Linked DNA regions of Homo sapiens: region 1 is linked to region 2. A link is an interaction called in ENCODE POLR2A ChIA-PET data of the cell type or tissue named here. Cell type or tissue: HepG2. All regions are shown on one strand. Links, peaks and the distances in the headings refer to the core of each region. The heading gives the core; the rest is flanking DNA. Region 1 overlaps PUM1 (pumilio RNA binding family member 1). Region 2 overlaps LINC01226 (long intergenic non-protein coding RNA 1226).

Region 1 (5,379 bases), core at 131-5,130, 520 kb before region 2:
AAATAAGAATGATCTTCCTGTTGTCCTTATCATCATTAAATAAGAGTCCTGGAGGTGGTAATATGGTCTAGATGACAACTCTGCCTGAATCAGAAACCATTAATGTCAACAGCAAAAGAATATTACAAGAATCATCCCACTGCCACGCCTAAGTCATCATCTTCCGCAGTCTACAAATCAAATCACTGGCTCAGAAGAAACAGTTCAGCTCCAATTTCTCAAAAGGAGTTCAAAAGGTCTGTAGGCAAAAATGGAAAGAAAGGGCCAGGCGCAGTGGCTCACACCTATAATCCCAGCACTTTGGAAGGGCAAGGCAGGATCACTTGAGCTCAGGAGTTCAAGACCAGCCTGGCTAACATGGTGAAACCCTGTCTCTAAGAAAAATACAAAAATTAGGCAGCACCTGAAATCCCAGCTACTCGGGAGGCTGAGGCAGGACAATCGCTTGAACCCAGGAGGCAGGGGTTGCAGTGAGCCAAGATCACACCATTGCACTCCAGCCTAGGCAACAAGAGTGAAACTCGTCTTTTTTTTTTTTTTTTTTTTTAAAGGAAAGAAAGGAGGATAAAGCAGCAGTAGGAAGTTTCAACAACAAGCAAGACAGCTGGTTGCAGGGGATGTGCACTAGTCATATCAATGCTCTGCATTATCTTTCCTCAGGGGCTCTTCACAAGGGCTTTACTGAGAACCTGCTCAGCTCTTCTACATGCTGACTGGCCTGAAATCTCTTTTGTGGTGGTGGTGGTGTTTTTTAAGACGGAATCTTGCTCTGTTGCCCAGGATGGAGTGCAGTGGTGCGATCTCAGGTCACTGAAACCTCCACCTCCCAGGTTCAAGTGATTCTCCTGCCTCAGCCTCCCCAGTAGCAAAGATTACCGGCATGCACCACCACGCCCGGCATGGCCTGAAATCTTGACTGCTAAGTTACACTTTCAGCCACTAATTTACATTCTCAGTTATACTGCCACGGGCCAGATTTTCAAATATTTCCCTGCAATGTGTTGCATTTTACCAATATCGTACAGGCCATTCCTACAAAATACCGGGTTTTCTACTCTGAATAAGCTATTGATGCCTAACCAAAATGGTGGGCTCCTTCTTTTAGAGAGTGGGGAACCCAAGGGAAGTTTCTAATTCTTGATCTGGGAAGGTGTTATATGGGTGTTTTGATTTTGCAGAAATTCAAGACGAACATTTATGGCTCGTACACTTCTCTGAACATAGGTCATATTTCAATATAAAGTTTACTTAAAAGAAAAAAGAAACTCAAGAAATCAACAATGGCCCTCCATAAAAATGGCCAGCAGAAGTCTGACTTCTGAGTAAAAACAAAAGCACAAATAGGAAACCATTCTGTCAAAAGTCTGTTATTAAGAGATAGTATCAGCTGCACGCAGTGGCTCATGCCTGTAATCCTAGCACTTTGAGGCAGAAGCGGAAGGATCTAGGTTGAGGCCTAGAGTTCAAGACAAGCCTGGGCAACACAGAGGAGACGCCATCTCTAAAAAAAAAGTTTTTAAAAAAATTAGCTGGGCAAGGTGGCATGCGCCTGTAGTCCTTGCTACTCAGGAGGCTGAGGCAAGAAGACCACTTGAGCTCAGGGGTTCAAAGCTGCAGTGAGCTGTGGGGTGGGCACTTGATCTACTCCAAGAATAGATAAAATAAAGGATACGAAAAGAAAAGAAAAATAAAAGACTTGACTGATATTTTGAGCTCTCCTGTTATTCTGAAAGCTGCTCTCCTGAAGTTTGAGATTCCTATGGGGAATACTACCAAAAATTTACAGTGAATGCTCAGAACAAAATATGCACTGGCAATGCACTCCAGTCTGGGGACAAAGTGAGACCCTGAGTTTATTTCATTAATAGACAGCAGTATCAGGTTCAAGATCCTTAAAATGGTCTCTTAAAAACATGAAGACCCTAAAGACAATAGAAGAAAGGTATAAATGGGCTAAGTTTTATGAAAATTTTACACTTCTGAAAAATATTTAAGATAAACTATTCATAGCTGTGTGGTGTTTTTGTTTTTGTTTTTGTTTTTGTTTTTGAGACAGGGTCTCGCTCTTTCACCCTGACTAGAATGCAGTACTGCAATGATGACTCACTGCAGCCTTGACCTCTAGGGCTCATGTGATCCTTCCACCTTAGCCTCCCAAGGAGCTATGACTACAGATGCACACACCATGCCTGGCTGATTTTTATATTTTTTGTAGAGATGGGGTCTTGCTATGTTTCACAGGCTAGATTCAAACACCTGGCTTCAAGTGATCCTCCTGCCTTGGTCTCCCAAAGCTCTGTGATTACAAGTGTGAGCCATAACACCTAGCCCAGTCTTTTAAAAAAATACTGAACCCGCCAGGTGCGGTGGCTCACACCTGTAATCCCAGCACTTTGAGAGGCCGAGGCAGGCGGATCACCTGAGGTCAGGAGTTCAAGACCAGCCTGGCCAACAAGGTGAAACCCCATCTCTACTAAAACTACAAAAATTAGCCAGACGTGGTGGTGCACACCTGTAATCCCAGCTACTCGGGAGGCTGAGGCAGGAGAATCGCTTGAACCCTGGAGGCAGAGGTTGCAGTGAGCCAAGATCACACTGCTGCACTCCAGCCTGGGTGACAGAGCAAGACTCTGTCTCAAAAAAAAAAAAAAAAAAAAAAAAAAAAAAAAAAAAAGGTGCTGAACCAGGGTGCACAGAACCTACATTCTATCTCAACTGCTAACACTTACTGGTCACAGGACTTTGGACAGGTCATTTAATCTCTGAGACTTTGTTTACTCATGAATAACAATGAAATAATGCATGCCTAAAAGTTTTATAAAGATAAGCCATTTTACACAAATGTAATATAATAGTAATAAAGAGACGCACTGGGATGGTGTTTCTTTGTAACACTATACATGACATCAAGAATAAAAATCTTAAATGTCCCAATTAAGTGGTTTAAATCTCAAATACAAGTATACGGCCAATATGGCCCTCCCAGGGGCATTGTCATTTGCACAAAGCAGTGGTTCTATGATTAGGGTTAGGCATCGCAATCTTTTTAAATTCACAGGTGGCTGGGCCCACCCTCTGCACCAGAGATTGATCTGATTGGTCTGTAGAGGTTCCTGCAAATGTTGTGAAAAGCTTCTCCTCAAATAGCTCGGGTAAGTATCCACAATTGAGAACCAAGGTAATTAAATGCAACATAAGCATCAGAAAGGCATGGTTTGTGATTTGCTTTTTTGTTATATATTATCAAGTACATACAGTACTGGAAAAGTCTATTAGCTAAATGAATAAATGAAAAAGGCTTAACAGCATCTTTTAATTATGGGCTTTCTTTAGCTGAATGTTAACCCAAAGCTATAGTGCTCAAATACAAACTTCAGTAAAATGCTCAAATTGCAAGTGGCCAAGCCCAATCAAAATCTCAAGAGTGGAACCAAGATGGGTGCTGAGAGATCCCAGACCTACAGAGAGGCAGAGAAATTGCTAAATATCAAAGAACTGGGAGAAAAGCAGACGTAGGTAGAACTATATATTGTTGAGGTCAGAATCCATGCACTTATGGCTCAACTTCCTCAAAAGACTCACATAAAGGGGGGAATACTTCCTAATATACCTATTAATTCTGAATGAAGTCAGAAGATTTCAAATCTATTTACTACTCTTACTGCCGTGATCTTAAAAGAAAGCTTCACACAGCAGAAGTCATATTTAATGGGATTAGTCATTTTCCTCCCTTCTTTCTACAAAGTATTTTATACCTGCTTGACACACTGAGTCCAAAAACTATAACAATGTTAACTAAAACACTGGTTTCTCCTGCACACACTTACCCATTTTCACAAAATGCCATAAAACTGAAATGTCTGATTCCTTTGAAGTACAACAATGTCGAGCTCTACTGGTAATTTAAAATTTCAAATATAAATTAGCTGGGTGTGGGCCGGGCACAGTGGCTCACGCCTGTAATCCCAGCACTTTGGGAGGCTGAGGCGGGCGGATCACGAGGTCAGGAGAGCGAGACCATCCTGGCTAACACAGTGAAACCCCATCTCTACTAAAAATACAGAAAAATTAGCTGGGCATGGTGGTGGGCGCCTGTAGTCCCAGCTACTCTGCAGGTTGAGGCAGAATGGCATGAACCCGGGAGGCGGAGCTTGCAGTGAGCCGAGATTGCGCCACTGCGCTCTAGCCTGGGCGACAGAGCAAGACTCCGTCTCAAAAAAAAATAAAAATAAAATAAATAAATAAATTAGCTGGGTGTGGTGGCACATGCACTCCTGTAGTCCCAGCTACTGGGGAGGCAGGGGCACAAGAATCACTTGAACCCAGGAAGCAGAAGTTGCAGTGAGCTGAGATCACACCACTGCATTCCAGGTGACAGAAAGAGACAGAAAGAGATTGTCTCAAAAAAAAAAAATTCAAATATTAAAAATTATAAGTTTGAAACTGCTGGCCATGTGAAATACTCCTTAATTTAACATATTAAATCTGATCCTTTTGTGAGGATTCCTACTCACAAACAATGCCAGTATGGCACAGTTGAAAGCAATACAGCTAAAAATTGAAATTAGAACAAACAAAGTTTGAATTCAGCCCCCCATTTCCCCTCTAAGACTCAGTTTTCTCATCTATAAATTAATAGAGACAACAGTATCTACCTCAAAGTGTTGTTCCAAGGACTAAACAAAGAAATTCATGAAAGTACAGTTGTCTTTTTAAAAAAATACTTTATCCAATTTTCACATTTTTTCCCCATTGCCTTTTTCACAATGCCCTCACCAGCCCTCCCCACCAAGGCTTAAAAATTGCTAGACATACTATGTTTTTTCCCCTAGGAAACTTTTAAGGCTCTAATCATTAGACTCTTTGTCCAGCTGAGTTTTCTGAGATAACGCGTATGATAGCAGTGCTTATCAAACTTTAATGTGCATACAAATCATCTGGGTAGTCTTGTCAAAATGCAGATTTTGATTCATTCGCTCTCAGGTATGATCTGAGATTCTGCGTTTCTGATAAGCTCCCAGGTGATGCTAATGCTGTCGGCCCACTGACTTTGGTAGTAAGACTTCTAATGTTTACAAAGCATTTTCACATATGCTACACAGCCGTATGAATTAGACTTTGTTGAGTTTTGATTATTCTCATTTTGCAGATGAATTAAGGTCCATTTGAAACTCAAACCCCTGATTTCTATCTGCATTACATTGTACAGAAGTTTTCAAACAAAACCTATGAAAGTTAAGTAGCACTGGTTACCTAAAGTAAATGCAGTGAAACCTAGACAAACAAGTTTCACGGCCCAAATAGATGTATACTACGAATGTGTATACATCCTCCAGATCAAAAAGCAGATACTCTCTACAGAACAAACAGAAAGACCTT
Region 2 (5,379 bases), core at 93-5,092:
CAGGAGGTGGAGCTTGCAGTGAGCCAAGATTGCACCACTGCACTCCAGCCTGGTGACAGAGCGAGACTCCATCTCAAACAGACAAACAAACAAACAAACAAAAAAACAGATAACAATAGAAGTACCATTGAAATATATATATATATATATATATATTTTTTTTTTTTTGAGATGGAGTCTCACTCTCCCAGGCTGGAGTGCAATAGCATGGTCTTGGCTCGCTGCAACCTCCGTCTCCTGGGCTCAAGCGATTCTCCTGCCTCAGCCTCCTGAGTAGCTGGGATTACAAGTGCGTGCCAACACACCCAGCTAATTTTTGTATTTTTGTACGGACGGGGTTTCACCATGTTGGCCAGGCTGGTCTTGAATTCCTGACCTCAGGTGATCAGCCCACCTCATCCTCCAAAAGTGCTGGGATTACAGGCATGAGTCACCGTGCCCGGCCCATTGAAAGATTTTCAAAAGGGATTAACCATGATCACATCTGTTCTTAGATGAGGTCGTTCAGATTGGAAGTTGGATTGGAGGGCGGACCAAAGGAGAAGCTGCTGAAGTAGATGTTAAAGATGGAGAGAAGTGGACGGCAGAGACATAGAGGAGGAAAAGTCAGCAAGACCCGAGATGTGTATGGAGAGTTAGAGTGTGGGAAGTGTGACATGTAACTGAATCGGATGATGGCAACTTTCACTGGGCAGTGAAAGGTCAGGTTGGTGGTAAAAGTCATGAGTTGACTTTGGGGCATCTTGATATAGTCACTTCCAATATCATGTGTTTCAACAAGCCCGTGTTCCTTCCTGGTCAGTTCCCCCAGCTAGAGTGTGTTTTACATCCCGCAGCATTGTATGAGAACTGCTAGAATATCACTCACCACTTCCCATAGAGATTCTGTTTGTTCATCTGCTTGTCCCACTGTGTGCCTTACACATAGTAGGTGCTCTTGGAATGTGTGTGAGATGGATTAACATGAGAAGTGCTTCTCTGCATGATTTCACCATTGAAGTGTTGAAAGCAACTAGCACTCCTCCTTCCTGACCTCCAGGCTTCCACCCAGCTGTGGGGACTGCTGTGGTGGAAGGGCCTAGTCTGAATCTGGACAGGGGAGGTGCCTGCAAATATTTTCGTGCCTGCAAATATTTTTGTGCCTCGGGACAGATGGATGTCCAGTTTACTGTCTGCTTCCTCAGTGGTTCTAGAGGTAATTGCATCCTGCTGTGTACAGTTAGGTCGTGGAGGAGACAGGCACCTTCTCTCGTCTTTCTGGAAGGTAACCAGAGGTCTTTCCCCTTTCCTATCATGGCAGCTGCTCAGTCGCAGGCTCCAGATGTCTGCTTCAGAATTCAAGAACACCTTCCTGAGCTGGGAAACAGATCCAAGGAAATATCAGCCAGAGGCTTCATTTTATCATCTGTGGAAATGCAAGATGTTAGAGCACCTAGGAGGGTCTTAACGTGCAAAACACTGTCTTGAGGCTGCCTGCAGAACAGAGGGTCATCTGCTTTCATTAGATTCTCAAGGGAGCCTCAACAGGCTACACCTGAACCCCAGGTTTGGGGCATCTCTCCAGCCCTCCCAGCTCTGACATCATCATCACCATTAACAGCTGAAATGTGTGAGGTGGTTGGGATGTACCAACAACCCTCCCAAGAGTCCCATATCTACCTGACCTCATTTGACCTTCACAGCAACCCAGTGACTCAGCTGCTATTTGGCCCACGTTTTACAAACCTGAGTCAGTGTGCTTTACCTCAGTGACCCAAGAACCCAGGTGCTAGAGTCAGGCCTGCATCCAAATCAGGGGTGGGATCAGTGGTGTGCCCTGAACAAATCATTATCCTCTTTTTTGTTTTATTTTTTGGAGACAGAGTCTCACTCTGTCACCCAGGCTGGAGTGCAGTGGTACAGTCTCAGCTCACAGCAACCACTCTCTCCTGGGTTCAAGTGATTCTCCTGTCTCAGCCTCCCAAGTAGCTGGGGACTACAGGTGCGTGCCACCACGCTCAGCTAATTTTTGTGTTTTAGTAGAGACAGGGTTTCACCATGTTGCCTAGGCTGGTCTCGAACTCCTGAGCTCAGGTGATCCACCTGCCCCGGCCTCCCAAAGCACTAGGATTACAGGCGTGAGCACCCCACCCAGCTCATTACCCTCTTTTAACTTCAATTTTCTCATCCACAAAATGAGGGCAATAATCTCCTTTCTTCCCCACTAGCCATGTTCATGAAAGTACTTATTTGCCCATTTTAAAATATGTAGCAATGTGCCCCAGAAAGGCTGGGGCATGAGTCCTGCTTGGGGTGGAGCAGGGAAGGCCTGCTCTGCCCCACTGGGGTGTCCTCAGATGAAAGTGGGTGTGGGCTGACTTTCTCTGAGCTCCCTGTGGAGTCACACGGGGAACTGGGTTGAGTCACAGCACAAGGGCACTCACATGCCCCACCCCGAGGAGGTCCCTGTTCTGACAGAAGCCCTGAGCCGTGACTGTGGACTGACACCCACTGCCTCTGTGACCTTGGGTGGGTTACATAACCTCCCACATGAGAAGGAGGCGGAGGCACCCGGGCTTGTGGCCTGAGCTAACCTGGGTAGTGGGAGCCCTATCTGTGAATTGCCAAGGGACTGCCATGGGGACTGGTGAGAACACAGCTCTGCAAGGCCCTTTTGATTTGTTTTAACCTTTAACTTTTCAAAAATTTCAAATTTAAAGGATGCATGACACAGTTGAAGTTTATCACAAATGGACTCACGAGTGTGTCTCCTCAGCTCCCAACTCCCGGACTCCTGACCTCCAAGGCCAATACTTCGAATTCTGTTAGGCATTTCTTCTAGCATTTATCTCAATAGTTCCAAATAACAAGCTCGTGATGCGATTTCACAACCCTTGCTTCAAATGTCATGTATTGACTTTCCATATGAGGGATGGTCCTTGTTTCTGTTATATCTCCCTGCTTCCTCTTTTCAGTTCTCTGAATATATGTTTTAAAAATTTAGGCTGGACGCGGTGGCTCACGCCTGTAATCCTAGCCCTTTGGGAGGCCGGGGCAGGCAGATCACCTGAGATCAGGAGTTTGAGAGCAGCCTGGCCAACATGGTGGAACCCCTTCCCTACAAAAATACAAAAATTAGCCGGGCATGGTGGCATACGCCTGTAGTCACAGCTACTCTTCAGGCTGAGGCAGGAGAATTGCTTGAACCGGGAGGTGGAGGTTTCAGTGAGCCAATATTGCGCCATTGCACTCTAGCCTGGGTGATAGAGCCAGACTCTGTCTCAACAAAACCCAAGGGCGGAGGTTGCAGTGAGCCAAAATCATGCCACTGCACTCCAGCCTGGGCGACAGTGTGAGACCCTGTCTTAAAACAGAGCAAACAAACAAACAAAAAAAAAAAAAAGAGAGAAAGAAAATGGGAGAAGGGGGCTGTTCCATGAAAGGGCCTTATATCCAAAATGACCCCCAAATGCCAAAGGAGCTGGAAACCAGAAAAGGAGGGAAACAAATTCAGTTTGGTCTAGAGTGTTTTACTGGGGGAGAACTTACAGGCAGAAGCGTAGTCTTGGGATTTTAGCTGCAAGGCAGAAGATAGATCTCCACACTGCTACTCCCCAGACCCGGGGCTTCTGTACCATAGGGAAAGGGCGTGTGTGTCCAGCAAGACAATAAAAGGCAGCCTCCAGAACAGGCAAGAATGTTACATGCATCATGGCCTATGATTTGTGTGATGACATTCAGATTGTCATCTTCTTACACTAAGGATAGTAAATAAAGTAAGAATCAGAAGGCATTTGCAGGACTGGGGCTAATTAGAATACAACATGGCACATTCATATCCAAGATGGAGTCACTTCCTGTCTCCACAGGGGCATTGAAGGAAAGGTGACACTTACAATTCTGATTGGTGCTTAGTGACATTATGCATAAATAAAGAAATATGCAGTTAACATATATAGGGTAAAAAGTTGTGGAATACGTAGGGGTCTTAAGGTCTGGAGAGGGGTGATTGATTCTACCCTGCATTTGTGCTTCATCTGATAGGCAAGGTTACAATCAGTCATGCCAGTGAAATATTTGACAGACTCCACCCTAGCAGGCGAGACTTCAGCTTTAGTTCATAGGCCTTATATTAGTACCTGTTTGTCCAGCCTGCAGCCATCTTGGGCTGTGTTTTAAAACTTTTTCTTTCAGATTTTCTTTTTTCTAAAAATCTTTCCCTTTTGGTTAAATTCTCCAAAAGAGGACTTTGAAAACCAAATAATATATCTGATGGATTTGAAGAGGACAGGTCCCCTTTGCTTGGAATTATAGGGCATAGGGGAATCAAATTGGAATTTTTAAGTGCCCTTGTTCTATTTTTCACTCCTATATGAAGTTCTGTCATTTGGTTTGTCAGTGAGGATGCAAAAATTCCTGTATTTCCTTTCAGAATGCGAGAGGCTCTCCTGTCATGCCAATATCTCCTCACGTTATGGAGAAAAGAGGTGATCATTGCAATTAGAATTATTTTCTTAGGCTGTTCCTCAGATGCGATGATGTGTTGCATGGTCAACCATATTGCTGAAGAGCCTTGAGGAGTTGGGAGGAAGAATAGGCCATTTGATGTGTTTTATAAACCTTGGGACTTTAGGATTGAAAAAATTTAAAACAAGGCCGGGCGCGGTGGCTCACGCCTGTAATCCCAGCACTTTGGGAGGCAGAGGCGGGCAGATCACGAGGTCAGGAGTTTGAGACCAGCCTGGCCAACATGGAGAAATCCTGTCGCTCCTAAAAATACAAAAATTAGCTGGCCGTGGTGGTGGGCGTCTGTAATCCCAGTTACTCAGGAGGCTGAGGCAGGAGAATCACTTGAACCCAGGAGGCAGAGGTTGCAGTGAGCCAAGATCATGCCACTGCACTCCAGCCTGGGCAACAAGAATGAAACTCTGTCTCAAAAAAAAAAAAAGAAAAAATTTAAAATAGAAAGCCCTTCCTCAGTTGATCAGAAATAGGGAAATAATGTGTTGGACAAATAGTCATCAGAAGACTACTCTTACATACATGCTACAGCTGTTAGTTCAGATCAATGAACTCACTTAATTTGGGCTGGAGTTCTATTCTTTCAGTGACATTTGCAATTTTTGCAGCATTTATAATATTTGTAACGTAGACATACTAGAAAAATAATTAATAATAGTGTGAACAACTGAGAGGTCCTTTCAGGTAAAGACAATGAAGAAAGGAAACAATCTATCATAGAAAAAAACCTTGAACTTGTATTTTGATAGTCTTATGACTAATCTAATAATTTTCCTCCCCCCTTTGTTTGTTTGTATTTGTACCTTACGATTTTTTTAGTGTATTTCACTTAGAACTGTAACTAATTGATGATTTATCTAATTGCTCTTCTAGCCATTC

The links. Peaks named below come from ENCODE experiments on the same cell type or tissue, not always from the same donor. Only the 100,000 strongest peaks of a DNase experiment are listed, where the experiment ranks them.
Region 1: POLR2A ChIA-PET joins it to region 2 with 7 read pairs; 1 of 35 experiments calls an interaction of 5 or more read pairs at or near these places.

What each region holds. Positions count from the first base shown.
Region 1 is chr1:30,996,970-31,002,348 of GRCh38, forward strand. The region is part of intron 5 of PUM1 (pumilio RNA binding family member 1); the gene reads right to left. Among named protein-coding and RNA genes, the nearest start is that of SNORD103C, 31 kb to the left of the region's middle. In HepG2, for the core only: no CTCF peak of the experiment used is centred there; a DNase peak (open chromatin) is centred at 2,742.
Region 2 is chr1:31,521,531-31,526,909 of GRCh38, forward strand. LINC01226 (long intergenic non-protein coding RNA 1226) reads left to right here. Exons shown (of 3, transcript NR_027085.1): 3 at 495-2,715. Among named protein-coding and RNA genes, the nearest start is that of LINC01226, 5.8 kb to the left of the region's middle. In HepG2, for the core only: no CTCF peak of the experiment used is centred there; DNase peaks (open chromatin) are centred at 1,698 and 2,492.